3 separate regions of the Homo sapiens genome follow, and regions 1 and 3 are each linked to region 2. A link is a contact called in ENCODE Hi-C or POLR2A ChIA-PET data. All regions are on one chromosome and are shown on one strand. The core of a region is the stretch at or near the end of the contact, and the rest is flanking DNA. Distances in the headings are between cores, read along the strand shown.

Region 1 (2,700 bases), core at 107-2,606, 190 kb after region 2:
TGGAAGAGAACTGGGAGTCACCGAAGTGTTGCCAGCAGGGAAGGTTAAGATCAGATATGCTGATAGATCTGGGGCTCAGAAAGAATTATGAAAAGCAGCAAGCCTCCTTACTTGATACACAGACAACCTTGCTCAACCAACAGTGGCTTCATCCTACCTCCCCAGGGTACTTCCAGTAATTCCCTATGGTAGTGTTTTCCAGAATGGGACATGACTACAGCTGGGGGCCCTAGGTATTTTTTTTTTTTTTTTTTTGAGACAGTCTTGCTCTGTCGCCCAGACTGGAGTGCAGTGGCATGATATGGACTCACTGCAACCTCTGCCTCCCGGATTCAAGCAATTCTCCTGCCTCAGCCTCCCGAGTAACTGAGACTACAGGTGCGCACCACCACGCCTGGCTAATTGTTGTATTTTTAGTAGAGATGGGGTTTCACCATGTTGGCCAGGCTGGTCTTGAACTCCTGACCTCGTGATCCACCTGCCTTGGCCTCGCCTTGGCAAAACCCCGTCTCTACTAAAAATACAAAAATTAGCCAGGCGTGGTGTCTCGTGCCTGTAGTCCCAGCTACTTGGGAGGCTGAGGCAGGAGAACGGCTTGAACCTTGGAGGCGGAAGTTGCAGCGAGCCGAGATCATACTGCTTAACTCCAGCAAAAAGAAAAAAAAGAAAGCTGGGGCTGCGCGCGGGGGCTTATGCCTGTAACCCCAGCACTTTGGGAGGACAGCCTGGCCAACAGAGCGAGACCCTATCTCTATTTTTTTTTAAAAAAATAACAAAACAAAAAAAGCTGGTTGGTTGTTGGGAGGCCTGGCTGCTTTTGGGAAGGATAATCCTCGTCCACACCAAGGTGATTCAGTGAGCAGGGTGAGGGCAGATGCTGGGTGTCCACGCCCCGGCCCCACAGCAGCCAGAGGAAGATACCAGCCCGCGCACCCGTCGCCATGGCAACCTCAACCCCACTCCTGGACCCTAGCTCGGAAGGGGGCAGGGTATCGAAAGCCGATCGCCAGAGGCTCCTCGGTGCCTCGTGCGAGTCCCCGCCGTCAGCCCCGAGGAGCCTCCTGGCACCAAGCAGGCGCTGCCCCCTTCGGCCACACGGTGGCGGCGCAGAGCCGAGCTCCGCGCCCCACCTGGGAGGCGGCGCCCGCGGGATGGGGCTCCTCGGCCCAGCTCCCCAGCCTCGACAAGGATACGGCCCGACATCCAGGCCAGGAGCGTCGCTGGGGCTTAACCGCCGTTCCCCAAGGCGCCCCTCCACTCCTCCAGCGGGCTCCCGCATCCCCCATTATCCGGCGGACCCCAACCCCTGCTCACGTGACTCGCCCGCCACCCTCGAAGAACTCTCGTGGGGCCGCCCCGCCCTGCCGCAGGTCACGCGCTGCGCACCTGGAGGGCATCTGGCCAGCCGCCAGCTAGAGCCTGCCCCTGCTCAGGCTCGGCTCAACCCGGGCCCGCGCCTGCTCCGAGCCCAGGAAGAGCGTCCTGTCCAGCTCCCAAGTGCGCCGGCCCGTGGGGAAGGAGGCGGGAGTGGGCTCCAGCGGTGCGGCCCTCGCTCCTCCGACCCGGGGCCCTCTCCACCTCGGGGGAAGAAAGAGGCCTCTGCCTCCGCCTCCTTCCCTGAGCGCTGCCACCCTCACTCCGGCCCTCTGACCGCGGGTCCCGGACATTGCGCTTAGGGGTCGCCTTGCAGGGCCAGAGAAGCTGGCAGACCACGCGCGCGCACGTGCCGGGGCGGGGCGTCACCGGGGGCGGGGCCTGGAAGGGCGGGGTCGGCGGGCTCGGGTTCCCGCGGGGCGCGCGCGGGGTGACGGGAGCCGGGACTACGCGGAAGTGGGGGTAGGGGCCGCGGGACGGGGAGGGGCGTCCCCAGTACCCGCGAGTGGCTTCAGGGAGCGCAAGGCCAGCTGAGTCTGGGCGCTGGATGGGCGGCCTTGGCATTAGGTCCAGATTTGGGTCCTAAGTACTGTGCCCAACCGGCCCGAGGGGAAGGGGGAGGAGACAGGAACCGCGCCCATTTTCCGGATCAGGTTCTTGGAACCAGCCCGGAAATCCTGGGACTCAATCTGGGGGCCAGATCTGGAGGCGATGGTTTTTCTAGAGACGGGCTGATGCAGCCCCAGTATGCCGTCGCACTCATTTCCCACATTCCAGGAACGGTCCAGGTCTGCCCTTCAGCGGTTTGGGAACTCCGCGACGACTCCCTCTCTCCACAACTGCAGGGTGGGCCGCGCTCTGAAAACCTGGCAAAGCGATGGGGGTCCCTCAGAGCCCCTCCTTCATATTCAGTTTCAAAAGGATTTGGCATTGGGGAAACCTTGGGACCTCAAGCCACATGGAGAAAGAGCTCCAGGTCACAAGGGCTTGGACCTGAGGGCACCTCGGCTGGCTCCTTTCTCGTGCAGTCTTTGCAAAAGAGGACCAGGTGGTGGCCAGAAGGGCACTTTGAGGGCTGAAGAGCTCAAACTGCACAGGGATAGGACCGAGGTGCAGAGTCCTTGGGGCCCTTTTTTTTTCTGTCATATCTTGTTTTGCCATTCGGCCTGGAAATACCTGGAAATTCTTCCTGCCTGTTTTTCCCTCAGAAAAGTTTTTTTTATGTAAAAGTGGCCAGGCACAACTGTAATCCCAGCACTTTGGGAGGCCGAGGTGGGCGGATTGCTTGAGGCCAGGGGTTCGAGACCAGCCTGGGCAACATAGCAA
Region 2 (2,917 bases), core at 66-2,565:
GCAACCTTTTTCATAAAACAGCTTTGAGATATAATTCACATATTTCACCTTCTTACAGTGTAATTTTCTTTTTAGTATATTCACAGAGCTGTACTACCATCACAATTTTAGAACATTTTCGTCAGCCTAAACAAACCCTGTACCCTTTGGCAGTCACCCCCAATTTACCCTCCAGCCCCCACCCCTTTTCCAAGGCAGCCTTAGGCAACCACAAATCTACTTTCTGTTCTATAGACTTGCCCACACTGCACATTTCATATAAATGGAATATATACTAAAATATACTAAAAATTGAAATTTACACTTTAAAGGAGTGAAGTATGTAATACGTGAATTATATCTCAATAAAGCTGTCATGGGAAAAAAAAACAAAACTCCTAAACCAAATCCAACATTTTCGTCAAACTCACTTCCTCCCACTTCCCCCTTCTTAATGGGACCCCATCACCCAACCACATTTTTTCTCTCCTTCCTTCCCTCTTACGCCATCTTGCCTCTTACATCAAACCCTGCAGGCTAAACTCTCTCACATATAGCTGCCCCTTTCCATGGCCACCGTCGGCCGTCCTAGTGGGACTCTCACTGCCCATTCTGGGGGCTGTCACATGGCTCCCAACTGACTTCCCTACTTCCAGTGTCACTCCAGTCCAGTCCGACACATTGTCTCCAGGTTAATCTTCTCCCAGATTACAAGGGCCCCTGAAGGCAAAGGCTGCATTTCCCTGTCCGTTTGGGGGGACTCCTGAGGGCAGGGGCATATCTCTTTCTCCTTCAGATTAGGGAGCCCTGAGGACAGTCGCCTAACTCCTTCACTTTGGGGCTTCCAAGGGCAGGACTGTGACTACCCCTCAGGCCAAAAGGTCCTTAAGGCAGAGTTGTCACCCACTTCAGACCTGGCTCTGAGAGCAAATCTCTGCACCATGCCTCTACATCTTTGGAACCAAACTCAGTGCTGTGCTTGACTCACAACATTCTTCTTCACACCTCCTCGGCCTCTCCGTCATCCCCAGAGCCCAGAGCTCTGGCGGGGACACGGTCCGGCCCGCTGCCAGGACTCCCTAATGCCCCCAGGACGCGCTCAGGGAGCGACGTCTATCACGATCTAACCCAGCCCTGGAGGCCGTGTCGCCTCCTTCCGCCTCCACGCGTAGTCATGGTAAGCAGGGTCTTGAACCTCTCCTGTGGGAGCCGCGGAGCTCGCAGGCCCTCGGGGCTCGGGCTCCAGCCTGCGTGGGGACTCCAGGGGCAGAAAGGTCTTAAGCCAGACTCACCACGCAGGGCCGCTAGCCGTCCCGCAGCGCCGCCATCTTGTTGTCACGCGGTTTCCTAGGCGACCAGGACCCGTGCACTTCTCATTGGCTAGTTTGAGGGAGGCCTGAGCAACCTGCAGACAGCGAAGGTGGATACAGTCGCCTGTGCTCGGATTCTATTGGCCCACAGAGTCGGTATTCTTCGCGGGCGAATCCCAGAATGCACCGCTCTGAGAGGGCTCCAGGTCCGGGGCGGGGTGGGGGGGGGGGGTGGTTCGTTCCTACCCTCAGGTGCGGGAGGAAGGAGCCTGGGATTAGGTTAATGAAACTGCTGGCAGCCTCACATTCAGGACCTGAATGTGTGATCCCGACAGTGCCGCTATTTTGCTAAATTGATCTTGGGAGGAATTATCCCTCTTAGCTTATTTCCCCATATGATCAGTATTGTAACACGAAGTACTGTAATACTTCACGGAGGCTGCTTTGAGGATGGATTGCAATGATGCAAGTACTTAATAAATGTTTCCTAAATCTGAGTTTCTGTGACAAATCCTTGACCAGATTGGCGCCCGGAAGGGCGGCCCAAATTCTAGTTCCCTTGTGTTAAGAGTTGGGTAAGACAATTTCCCCTCCCAGAGCCTCATCTGTAAAATTGTGTTGGATTAGACTCAGTCACCAAAACAGCTAAAGGCAGTTAAGACCACGAACTTTGGAATTAGGAGTCCTGGCTCCTTACTGTGTGTTCTTGGGCACTTTATACACCTTAGTTTTTATATCTGTAAAACAGTGATAATACCTACCCCCACTGGGTTGCCGTGAGGATTAAATAAGGTAATGCAAAGTACACGATTTTAAAGGGGAAAGCCGAAACAGAAACACCTGTAGAGAGCACTTTTTCAAAAACGTTTCCTGCTGTTAATCATCATCATCATCTCTTCACCCTTTCAGCTGTGATGGTCTGGGAGTTTATGATTTCTGATCTCAGGCACTCACTTCTTTGTGCCCAGGTTCAAAAGCCCTTTCTCTGCACAACCCAAGAGTGTTTTTCTGTTGCTTTTTTTTTTTTTTTTTTTTAATTTTCCGTTTGACTTTCTAGCCTACCACATTCAGGGAAGGGTAGGCTCTGCTCACTGCAACATCCGCCTCCCAGGCTCAAGCTATCCTCCCATCACAGCCACCAGTGTAGCTGGGACTACAGGTGTGCACAACAACGCCCAGCTAGTTTTTGTATTTTCTTGTAGAGACGGGGTCTTGCCATGTTGCCCAGCCTGGTCTCAAACTCCTGAGCTCAAGCCATCCGCCCATCTCTGCCTCCCAAAGTGGACAGCATTCTTTATATGCAAATTGGAAGCTAAAGAGAGCTACTACTACTGAGTGCCAAGTACCAGATGGTAACATGAAATTTACAGATGAGGGCCGGGCGTGGTGGTTCACGCCTGTAATCCCAGCATTTTGGGAGGCTGAGGCAGGCGGATCATCTGAAGTCGGGAGTTCGAGACCAGCCTGACCAACATGGAGAAACCCCGTCTCTACTAAAAATACAAAATCAGCCGGGCATGATGGCGCATGCCTGTAATCCCAGCTACTCAGGAAGGCTGAGGCAGGAGAATCGCTTGAACCTGGGAGGCGGAGGTTGCGGTGAGCTGAGATCGCACCATTGCACTCCA
Region 3 (2,700 bases), core at 168-2,667, 220 kb after region 2:
ATCATGTTAGCCAGGATGGTTTCAATCTCCTGACCTCGTGATCCGCCCGCCTCGGCCTCCCAGTGCTGGGATTACAGGTGTGACACTTTGATTTTTTTAAGCCCTAGTCTGTTCTCAACCTCTTGTGTGACCTTGGGTAAGTCACTTCATCTTTCCGAGCTTGTTTCAGGATTTGTAAACTAGGTGGTGGTAATCATTCAAGGAAATCACATGGCTCGCAGGAAGCTTTTGATAAACATTCCTTCCCATTCCCCTGCCTTAGAACAGCTTTGCAAATAACTGACCAGTCTTCCTGCGAAACCAGCAAGCTTGTCCCTCCAGCAAGCTCACTCCTCACATGTGAATACATCTCAGCACACCCGGACCCCTAAGGCTCTTTAGGTGGAGGCTGAATCTCTCTGGGGCAACCAGTCTCCCTGGCCTTTCACTCCAAGTCCCACCAAGCCTCGGTTCATCCTGGGAGCCTGGTCCCTCCTCAGAGAGTCGCAAACCCAAACTAGTCCAGAGCTGGGGCTGCAGGTGACTCCAGGGAGACCTGACCTGAAAGGACCCCCTTCAAGTGATAGGGCAGAGCACAGATTGCAAAAACGCATATTAAGAAATCACTCTTGGCCGGGCGCGGTGGCTCATGCCTGTAATCCCAGCACTTTGGGAGGCCGAGGCAGGAGGATCACTTGAGCCGGGGAGTCAGAGACCAGCCTAGGTAACAAAGCGAAACTTCGTGTCTCTCTCTCTCTCACTATATACACACATACATACATATATGTGCATATATATAATATTTATTTATACATATTTATTTATATATGTAATATTTATATACATTATGTAAAATCAATCGATCAATCAATCACTCTGTGGTGGCACTATGGGTCCTGATGGTGGTAACAACTGCTGATGCCCATCTTGGCCTGGGGCACTGAGATCGCCCGGAGATCACAGTGTTAGCTTCAGGGCGGGGTAGAAATTAGAGGATAGGGGATCTCTAGGGCCTGGTGAGTTGAGGGCCTAAGGGGAGTGGGTCTCAGGCTCCTTCCAAGCCTCAGCCTAGATCAGGCCCAGGAACCCAGTGTGAATGTGTGTGCTGGGGTCGGGGATAAGGTGCTTCTCTCCCGTTGGAAGGAGAAGGAACATCTGGGCTGGGATTCCAAAAGAGCTGAGCGGGGGAGAACGGTGGCCCTGGTGTGGTGTGTCCAGGGGTACACCACTGGAAGGGAAGGAGCCAGCAGGGCCTCTCCGGCGGAGCCGAGCGCGGGCCGGGGGCTCGCGGCAGGGGCGGGGCCGGCCCTCGGGGCGCGGCGGGGGCGGGGGTCCGCGCTGGGAATGCCGCGCCGCGGGGGCTGGGGCGGGGCTTCTCCGGCTCCGCCCCCGCGCAGGTAGCCAATGGGCGCGGCGGCGCCGGGTGACGGAGGGAGCCGAAGTGCTAGTGCCGCGGCGGCGGCGGCGGACGGCCCAGCCGGAGCGCGAGGGGCTCGGGGGGGCGCGGCGGTTCGGGTCGCAGAGCCAGGGACCCCAGGACCCGGGAGGCGGCGCAGCCGGGGCCGCCGGAGGAGCGCGGGTGACCTGGCGGCGGCGAGATGCCGCTCGCCCAGCTCAAGGAGCCCTGGCCGCTCATGGAGCTAGTGCCTCTGGACCCGGAGGTGAGTGAGCGGGGCGGGGGACGGGCGCCCGCGGCCGGCGAGCCCGGATCCTCACAGGGGCGGGGCGGCCCGAAGCGCCGCTGCAGTCCGGCGGGCGCCCGCGAGGGCGCGAGTGCCCTCCGATCTCTTGCCCACTGTCCGGCTCCACCCCCCTATGCCCGGGTGTGCGTGTGCGAGGGACAGTTCCGCCAAGCGCCGACTACCTCCCCGCCATAGCCAGGAGAGGGGATCCTATGGGGCGCTGAGATCTGGTCGCCTTCACCCCACACCTAGGACCCGTCCCGGCATCTGTCCAGAGCTGTCGGAGCTTCCTCCATTAATGCAGACGGGGAGATCTTCAGTGCCAGATGTCTGGGATTCTACCAGAGACAGGGGTTATGGGACCCCCACTTCTCCCAGGGCCCTCCGCCAAGAGCTCCCTGCTTCTGGCTTCACCGCTGCTGAGCCTAGAAGGATTGCTCCTCTTGACCCCTGGCGGATGCGGAGTGTGGGATGGCACCACCCGTCTGGGGCTGGAACTCCTGGTTTTCTTTGCCCTGAGGCTAGGGCCAGAGGACACCTGTGTGCCCTACCCCAGGCTGTGGAGACGAGAGTGGGGAAGAGCCCTTAGACCTTGTGAAGATGATTCCTGGCAGGGCGTGGGGGGACCTTGGTGCCTGCCTCCCTTCTTATGCCCCTTCCGGTAGGAAGGGCTGGGCCCTTGGGGAGTTTGGCTTCTGCCAGCCCAGACTCCCCAGACAACCCAGCTCCTTCTCTCTCAGAAGCAGCTCCTGACCTCCCTTGAGGGCTCTGTGGCTCCAGTCCCTAAGCGTGCAGAAGGCCACCTCTTCCTGTGCCTTTTGACCCCAGGGTCAAGGTCAAGCCCCTGAATGAGCTGGTGGAAAACTTCCTCCTTAACCTCTTGCTGGGAAGGAAGCAGGTGATATTCTCCTTCCCAGGTGGTTGTTGGGGGTATGCAGGGAGGGAATGGAGACCTCATTTGAGCCCAGGAGCTGAGATGACTTTCTCCCAGCTTGGGCCTGGAGCCCCTGTCTCAGTCCCCTCCTCTGCCCTCTCTTAC

What was found. Hi-C counts contacts between places; a loop is a spot of excess contacts on that map. ChIA-PET counts read pairs that join two places held with the same protein, here RNA polymerase II (POLR2A). Pooled maps may share reads with other maps.
Region 1: a loop to region 2 is called in a pooled map, with 6 times the contacts of the local background. The contact joins the enhancer-like site here to the promoter of UBXN11 in region 2. A Hi-C loop is called at or near these places in 1 of 37 single-sample maps with no recorded cell type and 7 of 50 pooled maps. POLR2A ChIA-PET finds 5 or more read pairs at or near these places in 4 of 52 experiments (HEK293, activated CD4-positive, alpha-beta T cell, activated CD8-positive, alpha-beta memory T cell and 1 more).
Region 3: a loop to region 2 is called in a pooled map, with 4 times the contacts of the local background. The contact joins the promoter of RPS6KA1 here to the promoter of UBXN11 in region 2. A Hi-C loop is called at or near these places in 2 of 50 pooled maps. POLR2A ChIA-PET finds 5 or more read pairs at or near these places in 2 of 52 experiments (OCI-LY7 and activated naive CD8-positive, alpha-beta T cell).

The regions. Positions count from the first base shown.
Region 1 is chr1:26,499,260-26,501,959 of GRCh38, forward strand. No RefSeq gene overlaps it. Among named protein-coding and RNA genes, the nearest start is that of HMGN2, 28 kb to the left of the region's middle. RefSeq lists silencers at 1,025-1,204, 1,415-1,904 and enhancers at 2,085-2,154, 2,114-2,700, 2,185-2,244. Within about 2 kb of position 1,357, at least 38 of the 41 ENCODE cell types and tissues checked have a DNase peak (open chromatin) inside an H3K27ac peak, as active enhancers do.
Region 2 is chr1:26,305,321-26,308,237 of GRCh38, forward strand. UBXN11 (UBX domain protein 11) reads right to left here and starts at 1,316. Exons shown (of 15, transcript NM_001389556.1): 1 at 1,272-1,316. RefSeq lists enhancers at 1,107-1,156, 1,557-1,646.
Region 3 is chr1:26,528,344-26,531,043 of GRCh38, forward strand. RPS6KA1 (ribosomal protein S6 kinase A1) reads left to right here and starts at 1,418. Exons shown (of 22, transcript NM_002953.4): 1 at 1,418-1,640. The coding sequence starts at 1,578. LOC124903884 (a long non-coding RNA gene) reads right to left here. Exons shown (of 2, transcript XR_007065558.1): 2 at 777-2,218. RefSeq lists a silencer at 1,303-1,782 and an enhancer at 2,024-2,700.